Regions from separate parts of the Homo sapiens genome. Here all the other regions are linked to region 5. Evidence: chromatin loops called from intact Hi-C (ENCODE). Cell type or tissue: mammary epithelial cell. All regions are shown on one strand. Links, peaks and the distances in the headings refer to the core of each region. The heading gives the core; the rest is flanking DNA. Region 1 overlaps GALNT13 (polypeptide N-acetylgalactosaminyltransferase 13). Region 2 has its middle 41 kb from the start of RPRM. Region 3 has its middle 320 kb from the start of RPRM. Region 4 has its middle 190 kb from the start of RPRM. Region 5 has its middle 210 kb from the start of ARL6IP6.

The links. Hi-C counts contacts between places; a loop is a spot of excess contacts. Peaks named below come from ENCODE experiments on the same cell type or tissue, not always from the same donor. Only the 100,000 strongest peaks of a DNase experiment are listed, where the experiment ranks them.
Region 1: a loop joins it to region 5, with 11 times the contacts of the local background. A loop is called at or near these places in 10 of 110 quality-filtered maps.
Region 2: it touches region 5 in a loop (21-fold over the local background); 15 of 110 quality-filtered maps call a loop at or near these places.
Region 3: it touches region 5 in a loop (22-fold over the local background); 4 of 110 quality-filtered maps call a loop at or near these places.
Region 4: it touches region 5 in a loop (8-fold over the local background); 4 of 110 quality-filtered maps call a loop at or near these places.

What each region holds. Positions count from the first base shown.
Region 1 is chr2:154,373,241-154,379,646 of GRCh38, reverse strand. The region is part of intron 9 of GALNT13 (polypeptide N-acetylgalactosaminyltransferase 13); the gene reads right to left. Among named protein-coding and RNA genes, the nearest start is that of GALNT13-AS1, 81 kb to the left of the region's middle. In mammary epithelial cell, for the core only: a CTCF peak has its summit at 3,800 (motif pointing right); no DNase peak of the experiment used is centred there.
Region 2 is chr2:153,516,637-153,523,042 of GRCh38, reverse strand. It overlaps a transcript of GALNT13 not described here. Among named protein-coding and RNA genes, the nearest start is that of RPRM, 41 kb to the right of the region's middle. In mammary epithelial cell, for the core only: a CTCF peak has its summit at 3,567 (motif pointing right); no DNase peak of the experiment used is centred there.
Region 3 is chr2:153,159,872-153,166,277 of GRCh38, reverse strand. It overlaps a transcript of GALNT13 not described here. Among named protein-coding and RNA genes, the nearest start is that of RPRM, 320 kb to the left of the region's middle. In mammary epithelial cell, for the core only: a CTCF peak has its summit at 3,018 (motif pointing left); no DNase peak of the experiment used is centred there.
Region 4 is chr2:153,284,585-153,290,990 of GRCh38, reverse strand. It overlaps a transcript of GALNT13 not described here. Among named protein-coding and RNA genes, the nearest start is that of RPRM, 190 kb to the left of the region's middle. In mammary epithelial cell, for the core only: no CTCF peak of the experiment used is centred there; no DNase peak of the experiment used is centred there; H3K27me3 peaks cover 120 bases.
Region 5 is chr2:152,922,995-152,929,400 of GRCh38, reverse strand. No RefSeq gene overlaps it. Among named protein-coding and RNA genes, the nearest start is that of ARL6IP6, 210 kb to the right of the region's middle. In mammary epithelial cell, for the core only: a CTCF peak has its summit at 3,349 (motif pointing left); DNase peaks (open chromatin) are centred at 3,330 and 4,500; H3K27ac peaks cover 1,269 bases.

The DNA of each region.
Region 1 (6,406 bases), core at 971-5,970, 1.4 Mb before region 5:
GAACACAGACATTATAGGACTACTCATTAATTATTAAAACATCAGTATGTTTTTACATTTTAAGTAGTTTCTAGATAATTTACTTTTAAAGTTTGTTTTAAATACATGAGAATCAAACAGCCTTCTAAGGAATTGAATATGTAGGAGACTATTAGACAATGTTAATAGACCAAAAATTAATTACTTTAAAATTATTTGCACTTAAGCAATATCTTAATTTTCATTCACAGCTTCATAACCATGATATCTACTATTAAAGATAGTCTGTAGTAAGATTAAGAAAATGTTAAGAACATTTGATAAAACCTGGTTTATGAAAATCTAGTTTAAGGCTCTAAAAAAAAGTAGAGAAAGCTACATAGCATTTTACAAGGTGAGTTTATTTTATTAAGACATATTGGTAGTCCTTAGTCAATATGATATGTCTTTATTATCATATGAAAATACAAAATTTTTAACCATTTTACTAAGATGAGCGAATGACATAACATTTAGTTTTTTTAATATCATAGTTAATGTAGTTTTGTTTTCTGCTTTAAAAGGGCTAGCATCATTTATTAAGCACACATTATGTATTTCTAGCCACATATTCTATGTCCTCTGAAATTACTGCCGTTATTATGGTTTCATTTTACGTACTGTAACAGGAAATTTCCTTGAGACTGGGCCTGAAACATTTTAAAGTCACAGTTTATCAAATTTTAAATGAAGAGAGAAGAGTCTTGACAATCCAAGCCAAAGTAGAGGCATCATGACAAAATGTTGCAGATCAATTGTTCATTCAAGGAAAAGTATCTTTAAAAATATTTATATTATTTCCATTGACACATTGTAATTGTAAATACTTATGGGGTACGATTTGATGTTTTAATACTATATATGTTGTATAATGATCAAATCAGGGTTAATCTCACTCATATGTGAAATTTAAAAAAAAAATTTAATAGAAGCAGAGCCGAAGAGTCGATACCAGAGAATCGGGAGGGGAGGAATGTGAGAGGTTGGTCAATGGGTGCGAAGAAAAATTATCTGTGACTTAAAAATTCACATTTGTTACATACTTTTGTAAGACAGCAAATTGTTGCAACCAATCTGCGGTCTGCATTGTTAAACATAGGCAGAATAAAATGCAATTCTGTGCATGTGTAAACTACATTACATTAGTTGCCTACAACAGAGAAGATGGATAATGGTTTTGAAATATATTTCCTAGAGCTCAAGCGTTTCCTAATAGCAGGAGGTGTGGAAGTGAGTCCTTCTCCCTAACTTAAAATATTAGTTACGTATTTCCTTATTGTCTCAAGTGAAGGCACAAGGCTGCACATCTCAAATCATTCCTAAGATAGTCAACCAAGGAGTCTCAGTAACGTTTGTGATAAATGATTACTTCTTAATCTGAATATTGAGCAAGTATAGCAGAACAGCCTCCTCCTGCGATCCCAGTGAACCTCTTGAATGTGGGTTGTACTTAAATGTGGTGTGTTTCCTTTACAGAGAATTGGCGTTCTCTGTGTTCGTTCTCCAGACAGGGAACTTAAGGTAAAATAGTCTGTGGGTCTGAAATCTGAGCAGCGTATATGAGGTTGGGGGCACTCCATAAGGACAAGGGTCATATAAATGTAGTCACAAGGAAGAAAGCCAAGATAATCCAGCCAAAAAGGAATGCACTCCAAAAGGGTGGCACGTCTTTAGAGATTGAGCTTTGATTTCCTCTAGGTCACAGCATCATATGATCAAAACACTAAACTCTTTCTGTGAAGCCTTCTCTGACTACCCTATCTAAAATGACTTTGCTTCTTCACCCAGTTCCTGTTCATGATCTATTAATTTCCTCAGCTACTATCATAATCTTATTTATTGTCTGTCTTCATACTAGAAGGGAAGTACAATGAAGAAAAAATATTTTGTCTGTTTCATGTACTTCTAGATCCCTAGGACCTAGAGGAATGCCTGGGACATATTAGATAATAAATGATGAATGAATGAACTATTATTTTTAAGTCAGATTAACTACGCCAATGTAACTTTTCATTTTTATTTCTTTTGTGTTCTCCCCTAGGCTTTAGCGAAGTCTCATTTGAATAATTTGAGGTGAATGTATGGACTAAAGCCTATGAGCGGTTCTTCCTTTATTGTTATATTTAGAAGTTCTGGGCTTGATTTAGTTAGAGGAGCAAGTGCAAAGAAAAGGCTAATTCCTCCCTCCCTCCCTTCCTACCTGCCTGCCTTCTTTCCATCCTCTTTCTTTTCTTTCTTCTGTAAATGCCAAGAAATTTTCAGTTGCAAAAATGAAATAAACATTTCCATTGTCAATCAGCATGGGCCATAAATGTGTAAAAAAGCTTGGTCACAAAAAAGACAATGAACAGAACCCAGACAACCCAGAAAAGATATCACTGAATGAAAAGATTTAGGTCCTTATCAAAGAGGAATTATCATAGTATCTTCTGTAATTTAATATTTGTTGTATATACTTACCAAGCTAATATATATTTAAATATGAACAATTTACATTGCCTATTATTCTCAGCACATCATTTCACTGTTTTCAAAAATACTATTTTGAGGTAATCCTGCAGGTAGAATTATAAAGATATATCTGAACTAGGTAGATCCTAACATTGTATTATATTCCAGGTTCTGGTACTAAGAATATTCAAAATAAGTTCTACAGTAACCCTGACAGGAATCTGCTTTAGCAAGACTTAGTCTTTTCTAGGTGTGAGGGATTATATATTTATTAATTTATAAAGGAAGGTATAAAGCTGAGAGAACGCATCTGCAAATCCTTAGATATTTACTATAGTTTAGGGGGCAAGTCTTAAGATTTTTCTGCTTTATTTCTTCAACCTCACTTTATGGAAACATGGAAAATCCACGAATAATACTGTCCTACATATTAATGAGTTTGAATTAAAAAAATTCTCATGATTTTTCAGTTTTGTCCTTTTTGCCATAATATTCTCATAGTTAAAAGTTGACACTATTAACCTGTAATTTGCTTGTTTTCTTTGGTATAAAAGATATTCAGTACAATTTTGATATTAATTTTGACTTCTATATAAATTTAAGAGATTTCATTAAGACTCAGACACTAAAATGTTGTACTCTGTGTACTTTTAAAAAATTTATTAACTAAATTTGTTTTAAATAAAGGCATTAATTCTTACATTCTTTTAAAAAATCTATCTGCTGGAAAAAAGATTTTTTATCTTTATGTGCTGACTTGAACAAAGATTACATGATTTAGCTCAAATGTATCCCATCTACAAAATATGCCCAGGAAAAGACCCGTGTTCTTATCTGACTATATAATGCAATATATTAGCAAAAATATGTGTCATTAAATAGAAGTAGCTGAACTCAAAATAGGCAGACTCTAATGAAGATGAGATTTGCTCATTAAAAGTAATACAATTTTTAGAAAAGAAAAAAAGTGAGGTGACTGAAACACCCCATTCTGTTTCAACCATCTTCATATTCCAGTTAAAGCTATGCTTATTGTGGATTTTCTTAACAAATAGAATGTCTTTGTTGGGTATTTAACTGTTCCATCCAATTGTTTCCAAATGAAAAGAAGGGCAAATTATATATTCCTTTTGTCTCTCTTTTGTGATATATTGTGGGCTTTGTATTTTGTAAAAGCTGAACGTATTCAGTAACAACTACGTCCTTCCAACAAAATGTATTTTAAAAGAATTACAAAACCTCTAAGTGAACATGCCAGGTTATGCATTGCCGGCACAAAAGGAAATCTGTCATGTGGATTCTCATAGTCTTTATTACTCAAAGTATCCAGTAGATGGAAGCCTTTCCCTTTTAAAACTTAAAGCTGCTTCAAAAGCATACATGCAGTCGGATTTGCTAATCCCTCCGTGCAAAAAAACAGTCCCTCTCCTAAGAGCGTATCAGAAAGACCACAGTTTGCGTGATTTGTAAGTGGTTTGAAAATCGCATTATTAAAGTCAAGTTGTCTTGACCCCCATGAGGTGAATGAGAATGGGAAGAATAAATTGATTCTTGAAGCTAGTCTCTTGGTGGCTGCGTGGGTTTGTTTGTCTTCCTGCATTAGTGTCCACGTTCTTGTTGCCCTTTTTCAGTGATAAATTTCCCAGGCTAGTGGTTACATCTCTTTCCGTCCATTATCGTTCCTTGGAAGCAAGCGCCCAATGAGCAAAGAAGGACACTCTAAATTAGATCCTCCTGGAATGAGCAAAGGAAAGTAGCCCAGGGTTTTTCCGGAGGGTGATGCTAAAGTGAAGACTTACTGTGTTTCCTCCTTGTCCCTATGTATAGCTCTATCTTTTTATCTTGGGCCTGTCCTCTCTGTCTTCTTACTAGTCTTAAGAATTTTTTTCTGGCTGGATGCGGTGGCTCAAGCCTGTGATCTCAGCACTTTGGGAGGCAGAGGTGGGCGGATCACAAGGTCAGTAGATCGAGATCATCCTGGCTAACATGGTGAAACCCTGTCTCTACTAAAAAATATAAAAAATTAGCTGGGCTTGGTGGCGGGCGCCTGTAGTCCCAGCTACTTGGGAGGCTGAGATAAGAGAATGGCATGAACCCCGGGAACCGGAGCTTGCAGTGAGCCGAGATTGCGCCACTGCACTCCAGCCTGGGCAAGAGCGAGACTCTGTCTCAACAACAACAACAAAATTATTTCTGTGAAAAACTATAGATTATATTTACATTTCCCTGTCCAGGAAATGAATGACTGTATTCTAAATAACTGATCAGATTTAATCATTGAGGTTAATTAAATCACTATCTATCTATTAGATTGGTTATTTAGCTCGTTGTCTTTTTGAAAGATATTTAAAACAAGGGTAGTTAAAAAAATAAAAATCTGGGCTTGGAGCATTTCAAAGTACAGTATAAGCTGGGTTTGTCAGTTCAAACCTCAATATGGAATCAACACTTCATCAGGGAAGCCACACTTTTCTTTGACTGCAAAAGGGGCAGTTGAATCATGTTTCCATGTGTTTACAAGTCATAACTAATGAAACAATTATGTGCAATGACAACTTCTGCTGGTATAGTTAGAGTACTTGAAATAAACTTTACATACTTGCCACTGAATTGCATCATAATTAGATAGGTAATGGTTCTCCCATCCTTTTTTTCCTTACTCAATTTTGAAGTTTATAGTTCAGCTTTAATTTAGAGCCTTATCTCTGGTAATGGCTTCTAACTCTTCCAACAGCTCATCGGTTTTCCTTGTACTAAACAAGAGCCATCAGCTCACTTTTCATTGAAAACTCATTTAACTGTCTCCCCATATGCTTTTAAGGACAAAAAGGCAATAGTGCTTAATTAAGATTTGAAAAACAACAACTACCACAACTTCTCCAGATTAATAAGTATTCCTTCTTCAACAAAGGGAGATCTAGATAAAATATTTGAATGATGCTTACCGAATATTAGAAATTCACCCTGTATCTCAATGGCTTTCAGCAATATAGATAATTAAATCATATTACCAATTTGCAAAATGGAGGTTTCAGTCTCCCAAGTCACAACATCAATTCTATACTGCACAAGAGTGAAGAAGGAAGAAAGCCGGGAAAGGAAGAAGGCTGGGAGTAAAGACAGTACTTCATGTTATAACTGGTGAACTGTCTCAGTTGACAAGTCTGAAGGAGGCACTCACAAAAGGCTTTGAGGAGTTGTAGCAAATTTTGAACACAACTTTAGCCTCACTTCTTGAGACCAAAAAATGGCACTCAGAAGTATGAAATCTTAAATAAAATAAAGCAAAACATAAACAAAACCCACAGAGCTCTGAGTATCTTTGTTATTGTTCACACTCTGTAAGAATCTTTAGTCCTTAAAACAGTACTCCTGCCACACCTGTTAAGTGGCTATTACAAGGCCAAGGGAAGACTTGTGCCCAATATGGGAAAACGTTTGTTGTTACTATTCTGCAATCAAAACCTGTTTTATGTCTTTTGACTTAATGATGATGTAAGTAAAGACAATATAAAAAGCAGTGGAAACATGGGATGCTCTTTTATTTTAAAAGCAGGTCTGATTTTTATACAAGATCTTTTGAGGGCAAAAAGTCCAGTGATGAAGTTGTCTGTTCTATCCCTTACTGTCTATATGCTCTTCAACAAATAATATATCTTTTTGGACAACATTTTTCTAAGCAGATTGAAGGTCTGAACCAGACAATCAGCTCTCAAGGTTTTGAATTTGAATTTAAAATTATCTTCAAGGTTTTGAATGATCAAGACATGGACAGTCAGAATCAAAGATGAAGGAAACAGAAAATTCTGGTGCCATTATGATTCAAGCCTCAATTTAAATGACAAGTACATATATGTAATACAATCTCAGTTTTGTTATAACATTTCTTATACTTAATTTGGTTACTAGCACAACTAAATTCAATGTATTTTTTCTT
Region 2 (6,406 bases), core at 819-5,818, 590 kb before region 5:
AGTAAACACAGACCTTGCATCCTTCACAAAAAATAACTCAAAATGGATCATAGACCTAAATGTAAAACACAAAACTGTCAACCTTTGAAGAGATAACATACATGTCCTTGGGTTTATCAATGACTTTTTAGATACAACACCAAAAGCACAATCCATGAAAGAAGGAATTGATAAATTGGACTTCATTAAAACTACAAACTTTTGTTCTGCAAAAGACACTATGAAGAGAATCAAAAAGCCACAGATTGGGAGAAAATATTTGGAAAAGACATATCTATTAAAGCACCGTTATCCAAAATACACAAAGAACTCTTAAAATTCAAAAATAAGAAAACATCCAATTAAAAAGGGGGCCAAATATCTCAATAGGCACCACACGAAAGAAGATGTACACATGGAAAATAAGTACCTGAAAAGATGCTCCACATATGTCTTCAGGGAAATGCAAATTTAAAACAACAAGATACCACTATACTCCTTTTAGGATGGTCAAAATCCAGAATGAAAACACCACCACCAACAGAAACAACAGGAACTCTCATTCAGTGCAGGTAAGAATGCAAATAGTAAAGCTACTTTGGAAGACAGTACACTGGTTTCTTACAAAACTAAACTTACTCTTAGCATATGAGTAAGTTTAGTTTTGTGCCTCACTTCTCACACTCTCACTTATTGTGCCACTCTCTCTCTCTCTTTATTTTTTTCTCCTTGAGACAGAGCCTCACTCTGTCGCCCAGGCTGGAGTGCAATGGCGCGATCTGGGCTCACTGCGACCTCCACCTCCCAGGTTCAAACGATTCTCCCACCTCAGCCTCCTGAGTAGCTGGGCTACAGGCACGTGCCACCACACCTGACTAATTTTTTGTATTTTTAGTAGAGACAGGCTTTCACCATGTTGGCCAGGCTGGTCTCAAACTCCTGAGCTAGCGATCTGCCCACCACGGCCTCCCAAAGAGCTGGGATTACAGGCATGATGTGCTCCTCTTTTATTTAGCTAGTGAAGCTGAAAATTTATATTCATACAAAAAAATGCATACAGATGTTTATAGGAGTTTAGTTCATAATTTCCAAAATTTTGAAGCAACTAAGATATCATTCAGTTGGCAAATGGTCAAACTGTGGTACACCCAGACAATGGAATATTATTCAGCACTAAAAAGAAATGAGCTGAGCTGTCAAGCCATGAAAAGACACAGAGGACCATAAAATGCATATTACTAAGGGAAAGAGATCAATTTGAAAAGGCTACATACTATATAATTCCAACTATATGACATTCTAGGAAAGGTAAAACTATGGAGACCAAAAAAGATCAGCGATTGCCAGGAGTAGAGGGAGAGAGGAACAAATAGGCAGAATACGGATGATTTTGAGGGCCATGAAAATACTCTGTATGATACTATAGTAGTGGGTACATGTCATTATGCCTTTGTCAAAATCCACAGGATGGTACAACACCAAGAATGTAGCCTGATGTAAACTATGGACTTTGGGTGATAATGATGTGTCATTGTGGGTTCGTCAATTATAACATGTACCACTCTGGTACGGGATGTTGATAATGAGAAAGGCTGTGCATGTGTAGACGGAAGGGATATATGAGATATCTCTGTACTTCCCTCTTAATTTTGCCCTGAACCTAAAACTACTCAAAAATAGTCTTTTAAAAATTTGATGTAGTTTATGTTTTTGGACAATAAGAACTTAGGCAAGCAACTTAAAACTTTATGGTAAAGCTTTTCCATTAGGAAAAAAAAAAACCTAATGGTATTTATCATCCACTACCATAGTGGTCCTGTGTAAATTAATTAGAATGAAAACACTAATGAAAAATTAGAATGAGTTAAAAGAATGTTTGGAGCTCTTCAGAAGAAGGACTATGCTTTAAAACATCTGTAACATAGAACAAATATAACTTACAAGGATACTTTATATGGCGCTTTCAGGTGTACTTCCTAAACATCACTGTCTTCCTTTAAAGTAAAATAATAACATGTTTTAAAAGTATAAAATAGGGTTAAAATTAAATCTGTCATGCACCAAAAGGAATTTTGGGAGCTATAGGGAATGTATAAACATTCACTAATAAAATGTGCAATTTAAAAGAAATCTCTATTCAATTATCTCCATGAGCTCATATTCATCAACAAAATAACCTATTTATGATTTACATATCTCATGGTCTCTTCTGTTCATGTACTTTTGTCTACGGAAAGGAAATTATTCAGATTTGATTATTATATTCTAATAATTTATGAAGATAATAATGTACCACTAAAAGGGTTCTAAAATCACTTTGGGAATAATCAAAATAGAAGAGAAAATGTCTTTGAAATAAATTATAAGAGAAATGAAAAGCAGTAGGGCAGTCAATAGCAGGAAAATGTTAGGTGCCAATGCGCCAACCTCTCAGCATTTACTTTTATTTTTCGAGCATTAAGATAAAACTCTTCCATGGGAACCTCTGATGAGTTCTCCTTTTCTGACCAGAAAATAAAGAAATAAAGAAATGAAGCATTCCTGAGGTCAGACTGAGTTCTGATTTCTTCAGATTGCATTTTTGAATAAATCTTTAGATTCTCAATGAAGCCAACAATTCATAAAATTTTGAAAGCCCAAACTAAGCTTGAAAAGATATCTGTGTTCTTTGGTCACCAGAAAATTTTGAAGAATTATGAACCTCAAATGATGCCCTGAGATCACAAAATTTAGCTGCTAACCTTCCCAACCAATTAGGATCTACACTAGCCTGAATTGCTTAGTGTTTGTATTATTTTTATGACCTCTGGAGAAACAGATGCAACAATTATCCATTCCTTAAGGTACCTTACTGCCTGAAATAAAAATTATATGTGCAAAGATCATTAAAATAAATAACTCAAATATGTTGTTAAATATTATTTTTAAATGAGTAAATTTTTTTTCTAGTAAGACAGGAAGATGTCTGGCTCATATTAACATCATCATATGTTTAATAGTTTAATTTAGCATCTGGTGCCTTTGCTGCCAGCCCTACAGGGAGAGAGATTAAAGATGGACCACATCTGCAGTTAGTAATAGCCAATCAAAGCAGTCAGACTCTAAGAAAACGAAGATCTTCAGGCCACATTATATGCTGCTGGGTTGCTAGCCATAATTTGTGACATGTCCAGAACACTCCAGATATTCTGGATTTACCTAAGAAATAATACTAAACTTGAAGTGCTAAAACAAACCCAAAGGAATAAAATGTAATGGATTCCAATGGTGCCTTGTCACTCCATTTTTGTGACTCCTCTAACTTTAGCTTCTTACAGGGGGATTCTATTTGTAATACAAAATAGGAGAAAAAATAAGGTTGAGAATTTTTAATCACAAGAAATATTTCCCATTGAAGCCTATTGCTCTATCTTTTATAGCAAAAGTGAGCTAGCAACAGAATGGCTTGATTTGTCAACTGATTGAAGAAGAAACTTTATCTAAATAAACCCTACATTTATAGATGACATACAAGCAAAAAGCCCATGAAAGGGCAACAAAATCATAAAACAGTTAAAAAGAAAAAAAAGACAATGCTTCTGACCAGCAGGTGGCGCTGCAATCCATCATTGTTAGCCAATTGGAAATCTAAGAATACTTGTACTATCCTGTTGACTGTAATTTCCTATTTAGACTCTTCCTGATCCTTTTAACTTGGTGTGTTATGGCATGCTGTGCCCAGTTGTTTTCATTTCAGCACAGAACTCAAAGGAAATTGTTAGACCTGCAGGATTGATAGATTAACTCTGCTAACAATATCAACAATCAAAATTTGTAATAAACATTATCAACCCTGTGAATTATTAAATCAAGCCGTTTAAATGGAAAATATCGATTTTACAGTTTATCAACAGAATCCTGTTTGGACGTGTGAAATAGCAGCAATTTGTAGTAAAGTTAAGCTAAAGGGGTTTCTAAAAGTCCTAGGAGCCTTGGACACAATAGACTTACCCATTAACTTCTTAGTCTATGGCTTAGCAACAATTTAACATATATAGAATGACATAATTAGCAGAAATTTAAAGAATATAGTAAGTCATTTGTTCCAAGGATGGAAATGATCTGGCTAGCATATGTCTTATGCACCCTTTTGTGCCCAAGTCAGAAATCACAGTACCCAATTACAGTACTGTATTGTGCTGAGTCAATGCAAGGCTCTTAGCCTTTTCAGTAGAGCTCTCAATTCATATGAAACCCATTTTCCATCTCTGGGACTGATAAGAAAAGGCTCAGAGAAGTTAATTATTGTTCTAGGAACCCACTAAACATTTATAGAACCAGATACCAGATATTTCACCATCTAATAGATATTTATAGTTATTCTAGTTCAGTAACTTCTAGTTTTAGTTATTGAACTCAAATAACAATTTTATAATTTAAAATAATAATCTTTCTCCAATACTAAGAACTCATACAAACCCTTTACTTTATAAATTTAGCAGTACCTAGAATACAAAGAGGTTTAAAATATACTTGCCTAGTCACATAAAGTCAGTAACAGACATGATTCAAGCCCATGTCTTGTGACTTTGTTTTCTTAGTATATTTTGGATTTCTACTTCAGAAACAGGATTTTTCTTCTGTTTGTTTCTCCACTTATTCATTCTCATTTTTATAAAATCTTTATAGTCTCCATACGCATTTCAGAAACCATGTCAGGTATCAAGTATCCTGGATGAACAAATATACATGGTCCTTCCCATCAAAGAGCATGCAGTACAGCACTAAACAAGGAGACAGATTGTGTGTGACTTTCATTATGATAAGGGCTACGAAGAAAGAACTATGAGAAAAACAATAGAAGAACATATTTGGATTGGTCAGATAACATGTCTGAAGTCATTGGAAGAACACTGAAAAAATAAGAACCTACCAAAGGAAGGGCCAGGGTGTGTGTATTGGACAGGGGTCTGGAGTTGAGGGCAGTATATCCAGGAAGAAGAAAATGTGTGACTGTCCTGAGCTACCATGTTTTCTCAGCACCATAAAGATGATACTCATTTCTGGCACGAATCATTTTTTAAATCATGTTGTGTCCTGCTCAGTGCATCATATCAAGTGTTTCATGCTATTGATATGTCTTCTTATTGGGGATGTTTACCTTGGTCACTTCAGTCACTGTGTATTTGGTTATTCCACTGCAAATTTACTATTTTCTTCTCTGTAGTTGATGAGCATCCTAGGGGAGATACCTTGAAACTATATACATCCTCTTTCTCTTCAAACTTTTGCCAACTGATTTTAGCACACATTGGTGGATATTTATCTACAATATGTGTTACTATGATGTCTGCCTAATGGTGATTCTCTATTTCCCTTTTCCTTCTACATTAATGGAAATTCTACTGTGAGGAAGAGCTATCTGTAGCTCCCATTTACTTATTCAATTATTCATTTATAGTAGTAAGGACTCATGGAAATTTGCTTGATTCCATGGGTAAAATTCAATACTATCAATATTTTCTGACTCGAATTGTTCCAGTGTTGGCCATTAGTTCCTTCAGGTTTGTCTCTTGTGTTTCTCTGACAAACCTCTCTCTTCTGAACATTTCTCTGCTTTCTGGCACCATAAAGGGTTTCAAACCTCATACTATATTTTCTTGTCCCAGCGCTGAAGTCAATCACTTCTCCTAGAAGCTCTGGTTCCTTTTATCGAGTAAGAAAAGTAATTCTTAACTCAGAGCACGTATTAGTTTCACCCCCTGGGCTTTTGAAAACACTCAGGGTCTATTGAATCTGAATTCCTGAAGAAGCCACTGAATATTTTAAAAGCCATAGAGGTAAGCATATACAGTTTCATGGTTGAGACCTACTGTTCTAAAAGGCAGGGAGAGTATATGTACTATTTTTTATGACATGATAAAAATGAAGGTGGGAATGTCCATAGACTAACCCACCTACTACCACTAGTCCCTTGCAATAGCAAACCCCACAGATTTTCTTTCCCAGACTCTGAGCCTCTCACCTGGAACCAAATTCTGAGCAGAGAAGACTGGCCATAGTGGGACACACATACTAAGAACTCAGAGGAAAAAATAGTTACTAATTAAAAAATAAAGAGTGGAGAAGGAGGTGGAAGGTAAGGAAAAACTAAACCCTACAAGAGAGTAAGTTATTTGTGGGGAGGATAAGAGAGCACTTGAATACTGTGTAAAGAGAAGTGGGAAGGAGTAAAGGAAGTATAAAAGCATATCTTTTGGCCCTGAACCTGATCTTTTTTGATATCCTATAGATCTGAGTTTTTAAAAATGGAATTCATGCTTAATTATTTCAATTATTTAACTATTTGTCAAACAAAAATGGGACTCAGCACATGATGCTACTACAATTTCCTAGGGAGAATTTTCCCTTTCTCCCTCTATAAAATTGCCATTTCACATCCTCTCTC
Region 3 (6,406 bases), core at 688-5,687, 240 kb before region 5:
ATCCCATCATCTTTGCTCTATTGTATTGATTAGAAGCAAGTCAACAATTTCACCCACAGTTAGGGGAGGTATTGTACAAAGGTATGAACACCAGGAGACACAGACCTCAAAAGCCATATTAAAATCTGTCTGCCACAGGTGGTGGGGTAGGAAATGAGTGGGGAATCTTTGGGAATCTTTAGGCTTCCCCTAGAGATTAGAGTATGCCACTCGTGTAAATTCCAAAAACATGGCCAAGAATGTTCCAGTTATTACCAGAGACATGATATTATAGCTTCCTGTGTCGGTAAAATTAATCTATTTAGACATTAAGATCATGGCACTAGTTTTATTTTAATCCCATTATATTTCCCCTGCCCTGAGGCTGCTATTCCTCACTAAGAAAACCATTTTAAAAGTACTGGTCATGATAATAATGAAAACCATCTTTGCTTCTTTATTTTTATCTTGGTTTTTAGCAGGATTTTAAAAATATGTACTGATCCTAAATTTATTCACATCCTAAGGCCTATTTTATCTGCTGCTTGTAAACTATCAGCATTTCCACATTAGTCACAGACGATGTGTGTCACCAGCATAGCTAATAAATACAACCTATGCAAAGCAGCTTCTACCAAAATAAGAGAGAATACCAGCTTCCTGGTTTCCACAATTAGTGTATATTATGTGTTTATAAGCCAAGCAGCTCAAAAAGGCATTGCCAGAGAATATACTGAATGAAAATGTTTGCTTACTAAAAAGATATTTCTAAATGTTAATCATGACCAATTTGCTTTTTCGTAAGACTAAAATAATGCTGCAAAAGATTTTCAAATACAAGTTGACAAAAATAAATCTGGCTGTTTGTAGCAGTTTATGGTATAAGAATTATGAGGAATGTTTTTATTTAAGGAGTAAAGGAGTAAAATCCATTTCAAAGGGAAATGCAAACATTTTACAGAGCATAGACTGTGTGGTATCACAATACTAATCAAGTGCCTGTCAGATGGGATGTATAATGTTTCTCTCCCACTATAACAATCAAAGTACCCTTATCTTTCACCACAGTTTTATAATGAAACAATACTGTGTTTACACACAGCTGCTAAATGTCATTGCCAACACCAATGACAATATGACCTCAAAGACTGTGTGTTGTTCTTGTCCTCAAAGGTGCCAGAAGGCAACATGATAATCCAGATGAAACCTAAGAAAAGGAATTACAAAAGGCTTATATGCAGGTCAGAAGATATTCAAACTGACTTATAACTAAAGATATGCCAACTCAAACAGTGGGATATACCTTTTATCCAATATAGTGTCACAGATCAAAAGTTTTGAAAGTACTGTATTGGCCATGGTACGGAGAAATGAATACTTTCAAATTATGATAATCAGAGTAGAAATTGGGGCAGTCTCCTTGGCAGGCAACCTGGTAATATCCATCAAAAAATTAAAATACAGGAAAGGGGAGTTGGTGCACAATGAGTACAAAGTCCTATTATGCAAGATAAAGAGGTTCTATAGATCTGCTATACATCATAGTGCCTATAGTTAATAACATGCTACTGTACACTTTAAAATATGTTAAGAGGAGATCTCATGTTAAGTATTCTTGCCACACATACACACACAAAACACAAAAAAAACACAAGAAAATTTTTGGAGATGAAAACAAAAACTAAAATATGTTTAGTATCTTGATTGTGATGATGGGGTCACAGATGTATGCATATATCCAGATACATCAAAATATATACATTAAACATGAAAATTTTTCACATATCAATTATACCTCAATAAAACAAAAATTCAAATACACGTAAACACAGACTTAGCAGTTTTGCCAAGATGTATACTCAACCATAATCATAAAGACATTTTCTCAAGGAACCTCCCAAAAAAACATATAGTAAAAATAAAATGAAAAAGCAAAACACAGATGTGTGTACATGAGATGTTCTCACTCGTTTAAAAAATGGAATATATATGTTTATGTATACATTTTTTTCTAGAAGAATAAACAAGACCCTATTGGTAGTGGTTATCTCTGGAAAAGGGAGATGGACTATGGAGTAGAAATGTATTTTACTTTTTATTTTCTAGCCTCCAGTACTATTAGAAATTTTTACCATTCCAATTTTTCAATAAAAATAAAATAAATAAGAAATAAAACTGACTTATCTGGATGAATCAGATACAGTGAAAGTCATATTCTAATTAAAATTATGGAATTATATTTTGGCTTCTCAGCCTGATCACATTTTTTTTTTTTTTTTTTGAGACGGAGCCTGGCTCGGTCGCCCAGGCTGGAGTGCAGTGGCGCGATCTCGGCTCACTGCAAGTTCTGCCTCCCGGGTTCACGCCATTCTCCTGCCTCAGCCTCCCGAGTAGCTGGGACTACAGGCGCCCGCCACCACGCCCGGCCAATTTTTGTATTTTTAGTAGAGATGGGGTTTCACCGTGTTAGCCAGGATGGTCTCGATCTCCTGACCTCGTGATCCGCCCGCCTTGGCCTCCCAAAGTGCTGGGATTACAGGCTTGAGCCTCCGCGTCCGGCCAGCCTGACCACATTTTAATTGTCCTTAAGAGGCAAAGTGACTGATAGGACAGTTCCCACTCAGAATGCTAATTTGTTTCCTCTGGCTTTTTAAGGGTATCTATGCTTTGGAGACTTATTCCAGGTTATTGTGACCTCAAGGAAATCAGCTTGTTAATCTCGGGGTCATTTGAAGGTGAAAGGTTTGAAGTTCTGAGGGTTGAGAGCTTAGTTGGGACCCCAGGCCTAGATTCACCAGTGCAGATGTTAAAAAGCCATTTGTTGAGGAAGAAGTCAAGAAGCCTCTCAAAATATGATTAGACAAATTGCTTTTGGAAAGTTTCTTTATGCCCAAAGTATAACGCAGTCCTGAAACTGGATTCCCAAGGTTTAAAGACCGAAACCAAGAATGGGCACACACACCAAAAAAAACCCTGAATTCTCAAACCCACCTCAGTTTGGGCTCCTCACTTACTCTAAAATCAGATCCAGACTACCCCCTGGTGGTTGCCTAGAAGAGACATTCCTTTCTGTCTCACCATGCACTTGGCTTCAAACAAGTGGGACCTTATTTTATTATGAAGACAAACTTCCCAGAAATGGAAAATATAATCCAAATTGCTATCAGGCCATGAAAAAATATCTAGCATGGCAGTATGAGTGGAGGCTGAAATGGAGAAGAGAATGACTGGTAAGACATTTTATGTTTTAGATTAAATGTTTTTAAATGTTTCTCTGCTTTGCAAATGCCTCTTCTTCTGGCCTCACTGTCCTTTCAAAGGCCACAACTTTCAATCGACTTGAGAGAGGCCCCAGCCTCTCTCAGCTGTAATTGATTCATTGGCTCTAATTTGTGTTTCTGTGGGTTGATGTCACCTCAGCATACTCTAAGTCACTAAAGACACATGACATTACCTCATTTTCTGAATTACCTAACATCCCTAGGTAGAATTTGAATCTCATGGTCAGAACTGATCAACTTATATTCATCTCACTACATTTGACATTTTCTGAATTTAGTGTTAGTATAAGCTATGGGGTCTGAACATTGTTCCTGGAACAATGGCATCGTCATATAAATACAAAAACATCTATGGGTATCTAGGTAGCATATGTTACTAGAAAAATGAAGAGCTGCTGATTCTTCCAAGTGTTCAGCTATTTTCTCTGTTTCATTTAGTTGTAGTGGAAGTGTGACTCTTCCCAGGGGGGCTGACTTCTTGAAATTGCCTTTCCTTATCTGAGGCTGGGATTCGAAATGTTTTTCCAATCATCAAAAGCCCTACAGAGTTTCGGGGAGGAGAAAAAGGGGTGTCCCATATTTTCAGGGTTTGAATAGGATCCTTAGAACTCTCCCTTTATGCTAGTGCTTCCTGTTCCTCATTTTAAAAGCAAAGGATTAAAATGTCGTTATGATTTTTTAAAATAAAAGACCAAAAGGTAACATTCCAAAAAATGGATGAAAAATGTGAAAATTAACTGCTAAAATTAAAACTACATATGGTCAAACAAGTAAAAAAATAACCCTGTACCAAGAAATGGCTCTTTGAACATGTTCAAATGGCTAAAAAGTGACTGATACCTGTCAGCATTGTGGATGTAGAATACCTCAATTGACAGAAGCTGGAGTCTCTCTGGCAGCTCCTGAGTTAGGAAATTCTCCAGTCATCCTCCTTATCTCATGTCAAAGATTCATGCCTACAGCCAGTGGGGTGCATTCACGCCTTCAGATAGCAAAAACCAACTACAAACCACTCATCAATTGCCAACAATCAATCTTAGCAATTTGTCTAACCAATCAGCAACTTTGTGGAGACCATGAACCCTTCTCTTTCTGCCTTCCCGCCATTCTTTCCATATGCTTAGATAATCAAGTATCATAAACTGACCCTTGTTAGGTGTTGAAACAAGTGCAAAAGATTGATGGTTGCCAAGTAACAGAGGCATTATACATGGCAAGGCAAAAGTGGAAACTGACAGGTCTTATTATGGCTTACAAGACTCTACAAAACCTGAGCCCAGTCCTTCTCTAACCTCCTTCCTTCATTTCTCCCCTCTTGCTCTGTTCCAGCCACAGTCACTTTCTTCATGATTTTCTCTCACACCAGACGCATTCCTGCCTCAGGCATCTTCACTTGTTTTTTTCTGCTTGGAATACTCTTTCTAGATATCTTCCTGACACACTCTCTCTTAAGTCTGGCTGAACTCTTACCTTAATATCACCATCCCATTTAAGATTTCTTCTCCCTCATCCCTCCTGATCCCCTTACTTTGATCTATGTTTTACACATTTTAAATATTATAAAATTTAACTTTTATGTTTATGTATTTCTCCCTATCCCAAACCACACACAATACAAAATCATATCCACAAAGGCAGGTGTTTTTGTCTGTTTCTTTCACTGCTGTATCCTTGGTGTCTAGAAGAGTATCTGACATGCGGTTAATACTCGGTAAAGCCAATGTTGTTAAGTGAATAAGGAATGAAGACACTGACACTGTAAGACAAATCAGTTCTTTCACTGTGCAACATAAGGATAAGCCCAGGTCAAGGAGGCACAGCCTTTGGTCCAGAGCTATCAAGCAGTTCATAAGCGGTGTATTGCATAGCAGAAGTGAACCAAGTCAAAGAGTTAATGTAGCAGAACTTGCTAAGTCTTTAACAGTAATTGTTGGAATAAGTCTAGAACAATGTGGTTCAAATGGCAGCTTGAAAGATTTTACTGCCTTTTAATCTAGTATATTTTAAATCTATCTGCTAGCCTAGCCAACCCTACCTTGCATAGACATCGTCACTGGCTTAAAGAGCCTGCAGTCATTCTCTGACAGTAATCTCTCATTTTCCATTTCTCCTTAAAGTGATGCTTTCTCAGAAAGGATGGAAGACCCTGGAGGTGAATCTAAATAACCTAATAACTTGAAATTTGGCTCCTATCATTCCCATCAGAACTATGAGTTTCCAAGGATACCACTATGATATTAGCAAGGGGATCTATATTACTTATAATCAATTGATTGAGTGGGGGGAGATTCTGAACCACTTTCTTCTAATCTCTCTGAATTATCCCATGACTTATCTGGATGTCTACCTTTGAAATGGCTGCTTTCCCACTATGGACACATGCTTCTCTCTTTTATTTCTCATGAGTTACAGAGTACACTTGTGTAGTCATCTTTTTCTCTACATCACTGATAAGTTCATGACCTACATTCAATCAGCAGTCAAAAAGAAAGTTGCATGAATGCTAAATCTTCTTGGCAACTGATCACAAATAGATATCCAGTACACAAAGATGCAAAGCAGAAAGGAAAAAAAAATGTTTGTTGAGCAAATACAGCTTGTTATACTCTTTACAGATATTACCCTATTTCAACATTACAAGGAATTTTCACATGAAATAGAGTATGCCTTTCCCCATCAACTGAATAATAAGCTCCTGGAATATGCGACCCTGCTGATCTTGTTCATCACTGTATCCTTACATCCAACAAGATGCATGGCCCATCAGAGGCACTCAATAAATAGTTTTGAATAAATTATTAAATACAGTCATTGCAGTTCCTCTTATCTGTAAATCTGGCCCAAATCCCAATTCTATATCCAGCCTCATCAGCTGTATTTTACTCATAAAACTGAGCCTCACAAGATGGTTGGAACATTCTTTCTACATCCCAAGATTGCTTCCTTTTTTTCCCAATTGTTACTTTATTACAATATGGTGGAGTTCATTACAAATTTAAACTATAGCTTGATAATCTTTAACCAGACAGTTTTAATAAAGGCAAACTACTTATTTAAAAGTGGTCATAGAACAACTCAAAATGTGGAGTAAGGAGGATGAGAAACATCTGACTGGCCAATAGATTTAGTTCTCTCAGTATAGGAAA
Region 4 (6,406 bases), core at 757-5,756, 360 kb before region 5:
AAATGTAAAACAACATCTAGATTTAGATCTGCTAAATTTCGTAGTGAACACTATAGAAAATGGCATTTTTCCTGTTACATTTATGTAACTATATGATAATTAACTAGAACATCATCAGGTTATATTTTCACAAATGGGCAACACTGAATAGAATCAATACTGTATTTCTTTTACATAAAAATTTGTAGCACTGAAGTGTGTCATTAGTTTTACTAAAGAAATTATCAAAACACTACTCCATGCAAGGTACAAAATGAGGCTTTTAAAGGACATAGGGGGATAATATGTAGGAATTTTTAAAGCAAATGCCTTGGTCTTGTCCTCAGTAGTTATTCTACAAAGAATACTGGACATGGAAAAAAGTTCTGTCACTTAAAGTTGTAGAAATGCACAATAAACAAAATAAGGAGATTGGTATTGTTCATTGGATTATTATTAATAACACAGCAGGTGCTTAATGACAGTTTAGTGATGATCTATAATGAAGTGATTCTTACTCAGATACAACTGCTTTAATTGTGACAGATTTTTGGTAACCAGTGCCACCAAATTTCTTTAATAACTTTCGGAGAGTAAATCACTTTTTAAAAATTAAATACCCACAAATAACCATATAGGCAATGTTTCTTGAACTTTAATTTTCAATAATGCTTTCTTTGTGAAACAGCCATACTCTAAGATCCTTTTGGTACTAACAACATCTCTGCCTGGATGAAGTTCAAGGCTAGCCTGTTTCTTACCAAAATCCTTAGCTAAAAATACTATCAATAATAAAAAATAATAATAATGATAATAAATAGCTAACAATTTTGAACAAAGCAATCTATTGAAAATTAGAAACACTGAGGTCCCTGTTTATGGATTTTGCATAGAGAGTAAGGTGACTTTAGAGTTAAGAAAGGAATAATAGAAATGCAAGGATAGATATTTCTTTAAAAAGAAATCAATTTGCTAAAATTTTTCAGAGGTGAAAACTGAGCTTTGCAGAAGTAAGCAACCTGCCTTTGGCCACACAACTGGTAAATGAGGTAGCCAGGATTTTGATCCATTGTCTACCCTACTCCATTTTCATGTTCCTGACCATCATGCTATATGGCCTCTCAATATAAGAAAACATGTGAAAATAGGATTCTTAGGTACTATTTTACCATTTCTTTTTGTGGAGAGGTCCCACGTGGCATGTCATGGTGCTAAGTTGGACCCCAGAAATGTTTACACTGGCCTGCAGTTTAGCTCCTTCCCACTGCATTCATCTGTCTGTCCCTGAAGTTACTTGAGATGTAACCTCTGAGATACTATAGTCTGTATTTCAAATGATTTTAAAAGTATCTTCTCATGTTGTATTCATTAGTGAGAATAAATCAAAAAGTTAACAAGAAATGGAGAGTGATTCCCATAAGATGAGAGTGGACTGATACACAAAAATCCTAAATAACTCACCAAGGAAAGCAGTAGAAACTAGTGAAAGGAACATTAGCTCTGCCTTACATTCTTATTCAACTACTTTGGGATAAGTTACAAAAACCATCTGAGTCTCAGTTTTATCATCTATAAAATGGGGTTCTTATTACCATTCCAAATAGGTGCAGTGAAGCTTAAATTATATTATACAGATAAACCCTTCAACAGAATGTCTATCTTCTAGCAGGTTCTCAATAAAAAATAATTTTTCTATCATTAGTGATAGAGGACAAAGTTAATAATGTATGAAGAAATGAGGTCATTGGATAAGATCATAAAGATCCCCTCTGCTGTCTCTCCAGGGTATGATAAAACCCACCATTGTGAATACAGATTAGAAGCTTAATTAAAGTTGAAGAGTAAGATCAATATATTCTTGAGTCAAATGAAAAGAGAATCAATGTTTAACTAGATTTTTAATTACAAAAATGAACATACACTTATGGTAAAAAGAAATCCAGAGAGTAATAGGAATAAAACTACAAGTCATGGGACGCAAAGCTTCAGCAATACCCCAGAAATTATTACTGCTGGTTACAACTGTAATCTTAGAATCTTCATTCTTTCTAAGAATTTGTATAACATTCAAGTATATAGATACTAATATTTTATATGTAGCTATTTATATAAAACAGATTATAAGTATATAAATTTAAGTACAGTAGCCCCTTCTTATCCATGGGTGATACATTTCAAGATCCCTTATGAATGCCTGAAACCGCAGACAGTACTGAACCCTCCATTTACTAAGTTTTTTTCTATACATGCATACCTATGATAAACTTTATGAATCAGGCAGAGTAGGATGAACAACAATAACTAATAATAAAATAGAACAATTATAACAACATGCCAACATCACTGCTATTGCTCTTTGGAGCCGTTATTTGGTAAATTAAGGGTGACTTACACACAAGCACTGCAATAGTATGACAGTTGATCTCATAACAAGATGGCTACTAAGTGACTAACAGCAGAGACATATACAGAGCGAACAGGCTCAGCAAAGGGTTGATTCATGTCCCAGACAGGACGGAATGGGACAATGTGAGATTTCATCAGGCTACTCAGAATGGTGTCCAATTTAAAACTTATAAATTGTTTATTTCCAGAATTTTAAATTTATTTTCAGACCTTGGTTTACCACAGGTATCTAAAGCAGTGGAAAGCAAAACAATGGATAAGTCAAGACTACCGATGCACATAAATTAAAAGGTATATACATCCATATATCCATATATGTGTGTGTTTAGACACACACATATAGGGCACATTCTTTATAATATCTGTGTACTACTCTATAATTCAGTTTCCATCATTTTTAAACTATTTTGACTTATTACAAACATTACTGCAACAAGCAAATCTTTGCACATGCGTGAGGCTCTATCTCTAGGATCCATTCTAGAAGTAGAAGGGCTCAGACACGTCATTTTTAACTGTGATGGGTTTTACCAACTATGCCCCAGAAAGTAGCCCATCCCTCCAACAGCCTGTGAGTGTCCATTCACTCACAACCTCTCCAATACTGTTTAATATCTGACAATTTGAGGAGAGACAAACGGAATTGATATGGGAGGGGGGCAGGGAAGTGCTGGGTATAGAAAGGTGGGGTCCCTGGTGAGGGCTCCACCCTCGGGCCTGTGCCCACGGACCTAGGTGAGGACAGACAGTTGTGTTTTCACACCCAAATGTTGCGATGTCCAAGATAACTCTGGCCTGCCATGCCCCCATCCTGTGCTTACAGAAACACAGAGACCATAGCGGGCACAAACACAAGTGGCTGGATGTTGAGAGAAACATGCCAGCCGAAGAACACACAAGCAGTTGGAGGTCAAGAAGAGCAGAAGAGCACACCGACAGGCACCAGCAAATGCAGGTCATCGACAGCAGGACTATGTGGAATTCCGCTGGGGGTGGTCGGAGAAGAGCCCCGCCAGCAGCTGAATGGCCCAAACCCCGGGGAAGGCCACCTTCCCACTCCATTCCTCTTCCGGCTCACCATTCATCTGCTGAGAGCTACTTCCACCACTCATTAAAAAACCTTGCACTCATTCTCCAACCCCACGTGTGATCCAATTTTTCTGGACACTACATAAAGAACCCAGGATACAGAAAGCCCTCTGTCCTTGCGACAAGGCAGAGAGGGTCTAACTGAGCTGACTAACACAAGCGGCCTGCAGAGGGCAACACTGAGAGTGGCATGGTAACACACGCCCACCGGGGTTTCGGGGGCTTGTAAACACTCAACCCTCGAAGGTGCTGTGGGGTCGGCGATGCTCAGGACTTGCCCGTCTGCATGCTCCCCTAGGGGTATGCGCAGCGGAGCACCAAAGAAATGAGCCACACCCCCATCGCGTGCCTGCGAGTGAGATTAGGGAACTTCTGTTTCAGAATCTCACCTCATTATTTGTGAAGTTGAAAATATTTTATTGGCCTTCATTAATCTTTTTCTGCGAACTACCATTGGCTCATTTTCTTTTTAATTTGTGAGTGCTTTTTAATAAGGAAATTTTCTTTGTAAAGTGTTGAAAAATAAACTTTACCTTTTAAATTGTTGTATGTTTGCTCGTATTCTGAATTTTGATTGTGTTTATAAGGTTTTTTTTTCTTAGCAGCTTTAAATCATTTTAAAACAAATTTTATCAGTCTTTATTTGTAAATTCTGGATACTGGTTCATTCATAGAAAGACTTTTCCCACTCAAGATTATTTATAAATTCACATAAACATTTATTTTCATGACTTTCTTTCACTCTTTACACATAAGTGTCATTTGCATGTGATTCCATTTGGTGTAATGATATACAATTTAGTTGACATACCCAATCATTATAACACGATTTTTGAAGCTTTTCCCGTTATTTTGAAATTGTTCATATTCTGAAGTGCATGCACTGGTGTCTATTTTTTATCTCTCCATTCTGTTTCATTAAGTTGCCTTTTTATTTCTAGACCTATGCAAGATATGTTAGCATTTAAATATATATCAAACAAATTTAATTGTTCACATTACTCCTCCTAACTTTTCTTAACTAATCTTATATTCTAAATGAATTATTGTTGAATACAAAATAAAATCTGACAACTTGGAGAGACTATGGCATATTTAGGTTCTCTGTGTTATTAATAGCTGTGTGAACATGAGAAAGCTAAATTTTCTGTGATTGTTGTCTCATCTATATAAATAGTCATAATACTTTCACTTTTTCATAAGAGAATTGTAAAGATAATGGAGAAACAAAAACAAGTATAAACTTAACTCCATGCCTGGCTACTGGTAAGTACTATAAATGTTACTAATTCTATCATTAATGATTTAGGGAAAATTGCCACATCTACAATATAATCCCTTATACAGTTGAATGGGTTACATACTTCTATTAATTCAAGGCAGATTTCTTTTACATCATTTCCTAGTACTTTTAATGTTTTTTTGTATAGGTTCTGAATGTTTTGATAAGCCAATCTGACCATCTCTTTCTGCTATTAGTTATTCTATATTCCCATAATTTTTAATTGCCACATAAACATCCTACCATTTGCAACAATTCTTGAATTTATTCTCTTGTGTTTCATAGGTATAATCATAACGTTTAATAATAATGTTAAGTTTCACTCCTTTTTTCTAGCTTTCATGTTTTTCTTGACTAATTACACTGGCTAATAATTAAACATATCACTTAATACTGATGATAATTTTACCTTTTCTGGTATTCATACCTATTTTTCTTCTTGTTTAATTGCATTGGCTAGTGCTTTTAAAAATTATAAATAATATTATTACTGATGTTCTTCAATAACTCTCATCTTTAATAGCATTGCCTCTATTGTTTTGACATTTAGTATGATATGGACTCTCAATTTGCAGTACATATTCTATACTGTTAATAGTATAACCATCACTTACTAAATTAATAAGAGCCTTTTCTTACAAATAAATGTCAATTTATAAAATACATCTTACATATTGTCGTGTAAATATTATCCTTTTCTTCTACTCTGACCTGTTAATGTCTATATTTAGTATTTAGGTGGCAGTTTTGATAACACTGAACATTCGCAATTTCCTTCTACGTAATTCCATTTTCCCTAGTGTGAGAAAATCAGAGGGAACATGAAAGGGAGAGGTAAAGAAGATGTAATGATAAGGAAGAGGATGTAAATGTATGTATGTATATGTATACCTATGATATGGTTTAGCTCTGTATCCCTACCCAACTCTCACCTTGATTGTAATTATCCCCACAAATCAAGGGTGGGACCAGGTAGAGGTAATTGGACCATGGGGGCAGTTTCCCCCATGCTGTTCTCATGATAATGAGTGAGTCTCATGAGATCTGATGGTTTTATAAGTGTCCGGCATTTCCCCTGCTTGCATTCATTCTCTCCTGCCGCCCTGTGAAGAGATGCCTCTGCCGTAATTATAAGTTTCCTAAGGTCTCCCCAGCCATGTGGAACTGTGAGTCAATTAAACCTCTTTTTTTTTTTTTTTTAAATAAATTACCCAGTCTTGGGCATTTCTTCATAGCAGCGTGAGAACAGACTAATACAACATACATGTACATGAATGCACATATGCATGTGTGTATGTACATATGTATGTATAAGAACACAAAAAGTGTGTGTTTATTATTGGACAGTGGACCCTTTTTTGCCCAAGATGGCAGATTAGGAGCTTTTAGTATGCCTCAGCTACTTGGAAATAGATCAGTTCTGTGAGCTTTAAGAAGGAAAGCAGGAATCTATTCATGGACTCACGAAGGACACCACAGGTCCCAGAAAGGAGAATGTAGGCAAACACCCATCATGAAAGCACCCAGCTGATAAAAGTGAGTGATTCCCCCGGATATGAGAGAGGCAGAGAGTCTCCTTCTGTGACTCACCTTTCCACTGGGGATCCAAGCAACCCAGGCTGATGGAGAACACTGTTTCCCCAAGTCCTG
Region 5 (6,406 bases), core at 525-5,524:
GTATAATATACTATATTATATAATTACATAATATAGTATATTATATACTATAATAATATAGTGTATATTATATATTACATATATTATATGTAATATATATGTAACATGTAATATATTGCATATATAATATATAATATGTTACATAAATTATATAATATATTACATATATAATAGTATATATTAAATACATATTATATATTTAGTATATAACATATAATATATAATATATTAAATATGTATTATATAATATATTAAATATATATTATATTGTATTATATATTATATAATTGTATATTATATATTATATAATTGTATATTATATATATTATATAATTGTATAATATATATAATATATTATATAATATTATATATTATATAATTATATATTATATATATAATTTATATGTAATCTATAATATATATTATACATAATATATCATGTATAATTATATATATCATACATCATATATATATTATGTATAATATATAAATGTATCAGATAACATAACCAGTTGTCTCATGAACACATATATCTAGATGGACTTAGGTATCTCAAACTCAACACATTGCAAACTGCTCATTAACTTCTTTCTACCCCATAGTCTATTTTGCTGTATATTCCCTATCTCAGTAATTGACTCTTTGTCACTATTGTTTCCTTATCCAAGTCAAGAGCCTGAGAGTCATCCTTGACTCCCTTCTCTCTACCAACGCACAAGACTATCTCTGAGCTGTCCTCACTGCTCCATCTTAATGTGAGCCCTCATCATCTTTTACTGGACCCCTTCAATTTCAGTGGCTCTTTAAGGGTCCCTTGCCTTAAGTTCATGATTCTTTTACCCATCCTCTAGACAGCTGCTAGAGAAGCAACCTCTAAAAAAGTAAAAATATAACATTGATTGTGCTATTTTCCTTCATAAAACTATTCAGTGTCTCTCCACTAACCCAAAATAAATCAAAAGTAAAGACATAGTCAAACGTGGAAAGGTATCCTAAGAGTAAGAAAAGGTATGGCTTAACTTTGATCCTTAAGGGCACCTGGAAGGAACAAATCATTTTTCTTTTGGAGCTGCACAGTTTCTGGCACATCATTAAATGTTGAACGAATAATTGTGTGAATGAATAAGTGATTGAATATAGAAATAAGGTTAAAATTCAGACAGCTTTGCATTTTGTGGTCCAGCCTATATAAGCTCTACTCCCTGCCTCTCTAGTATTTGAGAAAGACAATTTGAAGTTGACATGACTATAAAAAAAAAATGTATCAAATACAACAAAAATATAGAGCTTGTGTTTGGCCGAAGTTTGTTAAGAATTATGAGATTAGGAACTCAGGCTCCAGAGATCAATAGACCTAGGTTTACACTCCAGCTTCACCATTTAATAGCTGCATGACTTTGAACAAGTGGCTTACACTCTCTTGATTTTGATTTCCTCATCTATAAAAATGGAGACAATGATAGTACCTACCCTGTTATGTGGATAAAACGAAATGATGCATATAAATCATTTAGCAGGTCCAGGTTCCCAATAGGTACTCAATAAATGTTAGCTTCTGTTATTTTTATTATTCACTATTTGCTCAGTATCTCTTCGCAAGTTCTCTCTCAGAACACTGGAATTCACTGGCTGGTACTGGGCAAGGAAGCTCTGCCACGTAAGTGCCTTCAGACAAACTGGCAAGGCTTTAGAATTGCTCTGAGAAAGACTGTCTTTCAGTTCTTTTGTTAACTGTTTTTGTAATTACTATTAATTGTAATGAATAGTAACTACCATTAATTGTAATTATTAGTAACTTCCAGTGCTTTATAGTTTATGAACTCCTTGTACCCATCTAACCCACAGAAAATGATGTGCCGTCAAGCTTCAGTGAAAATGACTTTTCTTTTAAGGATGACATTGATTCATAGAGACAACTTTAAAAAGTGAGGCATCTGATTATCTGGTCCATCTAATCTTCCTTCTGTGTTGACTCTCTTTCCACACTTGGATTAGTTTTTAATTAAATAAAAAGTTAAATTGTATAAAGACAAAAACCCCATTAGCAAATGTAAATGTTTAGTGAGATGTGTACTCTTTCTTCACTCGCTGCTTGATCTATGAGTCCAGAGTATACGGTCATCAACTACATCAGAAAGACCAGTAGGGCTGCTTTTCAGTATCAACTTTTGGTATTCAAATCACATAAAACCCAGCATTTGCTTTCCCTAATTTACTTGGTTTCCATGACTTGCTACTGAAATCATATGAAGCCTAGAGTTTGCTTTTCCTAATTTACTTCAAATTATATACTTTAGGCTATTAACCCAATTGAACATTACACAGCAATTCAAAAACAAATAAAGCAATAAACAACAATATATAATAGACAAATTCTAGCAATTAAGTTAAAAAGTAAAAATATTACATACCATATATATCCTTTTCATAAAACTAAAACAACTATAATTAAAATATATAATTTTTAGGGTTAGGCATGCCTATAAATATAATAAAAACTACATAAAAGGGACAAATAGGGAGTGATAAACATAGGATCAAGGCCACCAATTAGCATTTGTGGGAAGAGGCTGGAAAATGGAATAGGGAGTAAAGGCTATACGGTTAAATAAAGGTCATTTACAAGGAACTGCCTTTAGACCTGGTTTTAGGTTAGCAAATTCATGAGTGCTTCTTACATTATTAAAAATAATTATACAGACCAGGTGCAGTGGCTTATGGCCATAATCCCAGCACATTGGGAGGCCAAGGGAGGAGGATCACTTGAGCCCAGGAGTTCGAGACCAGCTTGGGCAACACAGTGAGATTCTATCTCTATTGCATAAAAATAAATCAATAATAAAATTTTTTAAAAATGTTTAAAAAATAAAAGATAATTATATCAATCTGTGTATCAGCTAGGATCTATGCAAGAATACAGAAACCATACTAATTATTTTAACAGAGATAACATACGGAATGGGTTAAATAAGTCTTTGAGGAATTCAAAAGCAAAAAAAGGAACATGAAGGTAGCATATATATGGTAACAAGAATCAGCTACCACTCTTAGGGCTAGAAAAATGAAAAAGGCCAGGATTATCAGAAACTGGAAACTCAGACAAGGCACCTCATGGAGTCTGAGAGGGGCAGCCTGCCCATCTTGCGCTGGTGCCTCTGGCAGGGAACAATAAAACTAGTCCTGAACGTGCCAGAAGAAGCTGGAAACTGGAACCAACTGACACTGTCAGGGTGAGAAGCCATGGATGAAGCAATGCTGACAGGAACAGCAAGCAGAACAGGGAAAAGCCAAGAGCCCCTCCCTTTGCCCTATTCCTGCCTTCTGGTCTCTCTGTGTGTGCTGCCCCCTACTGGCGAAACATAACAGGAGCAGCTGGCTAAGGAGGCACGTGAGGAGCAAAATCCCAGCTCCAGACACACGGGATTAGGGAAGGGTGGGTTAGGCACTGAGAAACAATAGCTTATTAACTGCCACAAGCAGGTAGGCGAGGTGATGCCGTCCAACAATTCAAAATCTCAAACACAACATAAGTGCATTTTCTGACCATACTACATGTCCAGTGCAGATCAGCCGGAGGACTCTGTTCATCATAGCCACTCAAGGACCCAGGTTGGAAAATGTTTCCATGATCACCATAGCAGGGGGAAGGGTGTATGGCGGATCATGCACTTGCTTCAGTGCTTCTGCTCAGAAATGATACACATCACTTCTGCTTACATTTTGTCAGCCCAAGCAAGTCACATGACCATACCAAATTTCAGAGTGTATAGGGAAATGCAGTCGAGCCACATGCCCAGAGGGCCAAGGGCCAGAAATATTTGATGAATAGTCACACTAAGAAAACAAATAAAAATGGTCCATGCATGAACTAATATCGAGAATGTATCATAAACAAAGAACTATAATCCAATTCTGGGAACCTAAATATATATATATATTTATATATATATATTTATATATATATATTTATATATATATATTTTTATATATATATTTATATATATTTATATATATTTATATATATTTATATATTTATATATATATTTATATATATTTATATATATATTTATATATATTTATATATATATTTATATATATATACACACACACACTCATAGACATATACATACTGTATATATATCTATCCTCTTTAACATTTTGGCATGCTAAACATAAGTGTGCCATAGGAGCCACAGCGAGACACACCCAGTCTCCAAGAGAGGTTAATGAACCAGATTGCAGGTCTGCAACATTACCTTTAAAAATCTTGTTCCCCAAACTGAAGCACTAAAAGAAGAACATGTTGATAACTTGAAAGATGCTTTTAGCACCTGAAAGAGAACAATATGACAACGCAAGGAGGATGATCCTAAACATGGAAAATCTGAGCCCCAGTATTGGCCCCCTTGACAGGGCTGCAGTGAACAAGGCTGACTCAGGCCAGTGATTCAAACAGGTTTAGTTTCAAGAGCCAATTTCTAATGTTTGGCAGTGGTTGCCAGGTGGTGTGCCAGCCAGCCTCCTTACACAACACTCCGACCTCATTTCCTGCAACTGTGGCCAGGAGTTGCTTCTTGAACCTCTGGGAAGCCACACCTTTCCAATTGGTTATAGCTAGTAATCATGTTTCACATTTACGTTTAACAAGGCAAGAGTCACACATTTGAATCTCCAAATCTCTCCCCTATCTGACTAATTTTTTAAGGCATACATTTGCATTTTTCTTCTCTAAACACTTTGCAGTTTGGCCTGTATCCTTGAAGCCGTCAGGTATAAAGAATGGAAGACAGCACATACCTGCCAATTTCATACTTCCTAAAAATAGGTGTCTTGGAAGAGACAGAAAAATATAGAAAGGCTTTCATTTTCCTATCATGGGAGCTACCGTTTCACCCCCTCCTACTTTTTAGCCATCATCTAAATAATAAGACAATCTGGCTGAGCCAAGGTGTAAGCACACTTCAGGCAGGTGTGCTTATTAGCACAGGACCTGCCAATGAGCAACCAGGCACTCATGGTGTGCTAAACCATCTTGAAGTGGCCCTCTCACAAGTTCAAAGTGTTAAACCCCCCAATTTCTGTCCTGAACCAATATGTAAACTTAAAAGAGAGGGACAGAGAGAGAGAGAGGACTTGATGCATGAGGGGAGGGATGTTAATGACCAGAGGCACCCTGGTATTTCCTGGCATCAACCCCAAATGTAATAAGGCCAGACCGCCTTAGTTCTTAGGTTTATTTTAGGATGCCCATTTTATAGACATTAATCCCTTGGCATTAGCTCTTCAACTAATCATCTTCCCAATACACCACCAGGAGCTGTGACTTAGGTGCTATGTTTGGCAGGGAACTGCAAGCAGCAGAAACTTAGTTCAAACTCGTTATGAAGAAAAGGTCCATGTGGACTTACAAATCTGAAGCGCATCTGGCACAGCTGGGTCCAAAAGTCCAACACTGTAGTCAGGAATCTGGCTCTTCACCTCTCAGGTCTGCTCTCCTCTGCTTGGCTTCCTTTTCAGGCAGTTTCTTCCAGTGTGGTGGCAAAATTAGCTACTAGCAGCTCCAGCTCCATTCTGCCCAGTTAGGAGTCCCAGCAGAAGAGAGCATACCTATTTCTCACCTTCATCAAAAGTACAAAGCAATAAGTTTCTCATGGCCAAATCCTGTGCCATATGAGAATCCTGGGAGCCAAGGTCAGGGTCAGCCTCACCCCCATGACTTGGACTTAGAGTGATGACAGGGTAGCTGCACAAAGAAAACCCAGGGAATGGGCCAGGCACGGTGGCTCATGCCTGTAATCCCAGCACTTTGGGAGGTTGAGGAGGGAGTATTTCTTGAGCCCAAGAGTTCGAGACCAGCCTGAGCAACATACTGAGACCCTATCTCCACTAAAAAAAAAAAAAAAAAAAAAAAAAAAAAATTGCCAGGTATGATGGCATGCACCTGGAATTCCAGCTACTCCGGAGGCTGAGGTGGGAGGATCGCTTGAGCCCAAGAGGCAGATGCTGCAGCGAGCCATGATCACACCACGGCACTCCAGCCTGGGTGACAGAAAAAGACCCTGTAGAGAGGAAGGAAAGAGAGGAATGGAAAGGAATGGAATGGGAAGGGAAGGGAAGGGAAGGGAAGGGAAGGGAAGGGAAGGGAAGGGAAGGGAAGGGAGAGAGAAAGTGAGGCAGGGAAGGAAGGAAGGAAAGAAGGAAGGAAGGAGAGAAAAGAAAAGATGGACAGAAGGAAGGAAAGGAAGGGAAGGGGAAAGGAAGGGGAAGGGAAAGGAAGGGAAGGGAAGGGAAGGGAGAGAGAAAGGGAGGGAGGGAGGAAGGGAGAGAGGGAACGAAGGAAGGAAGGAAGGAGAGAGAAAAGAAAAGATGGAAAGATGGACAGAAGGAAGGAAGGGAAGGGAAACAA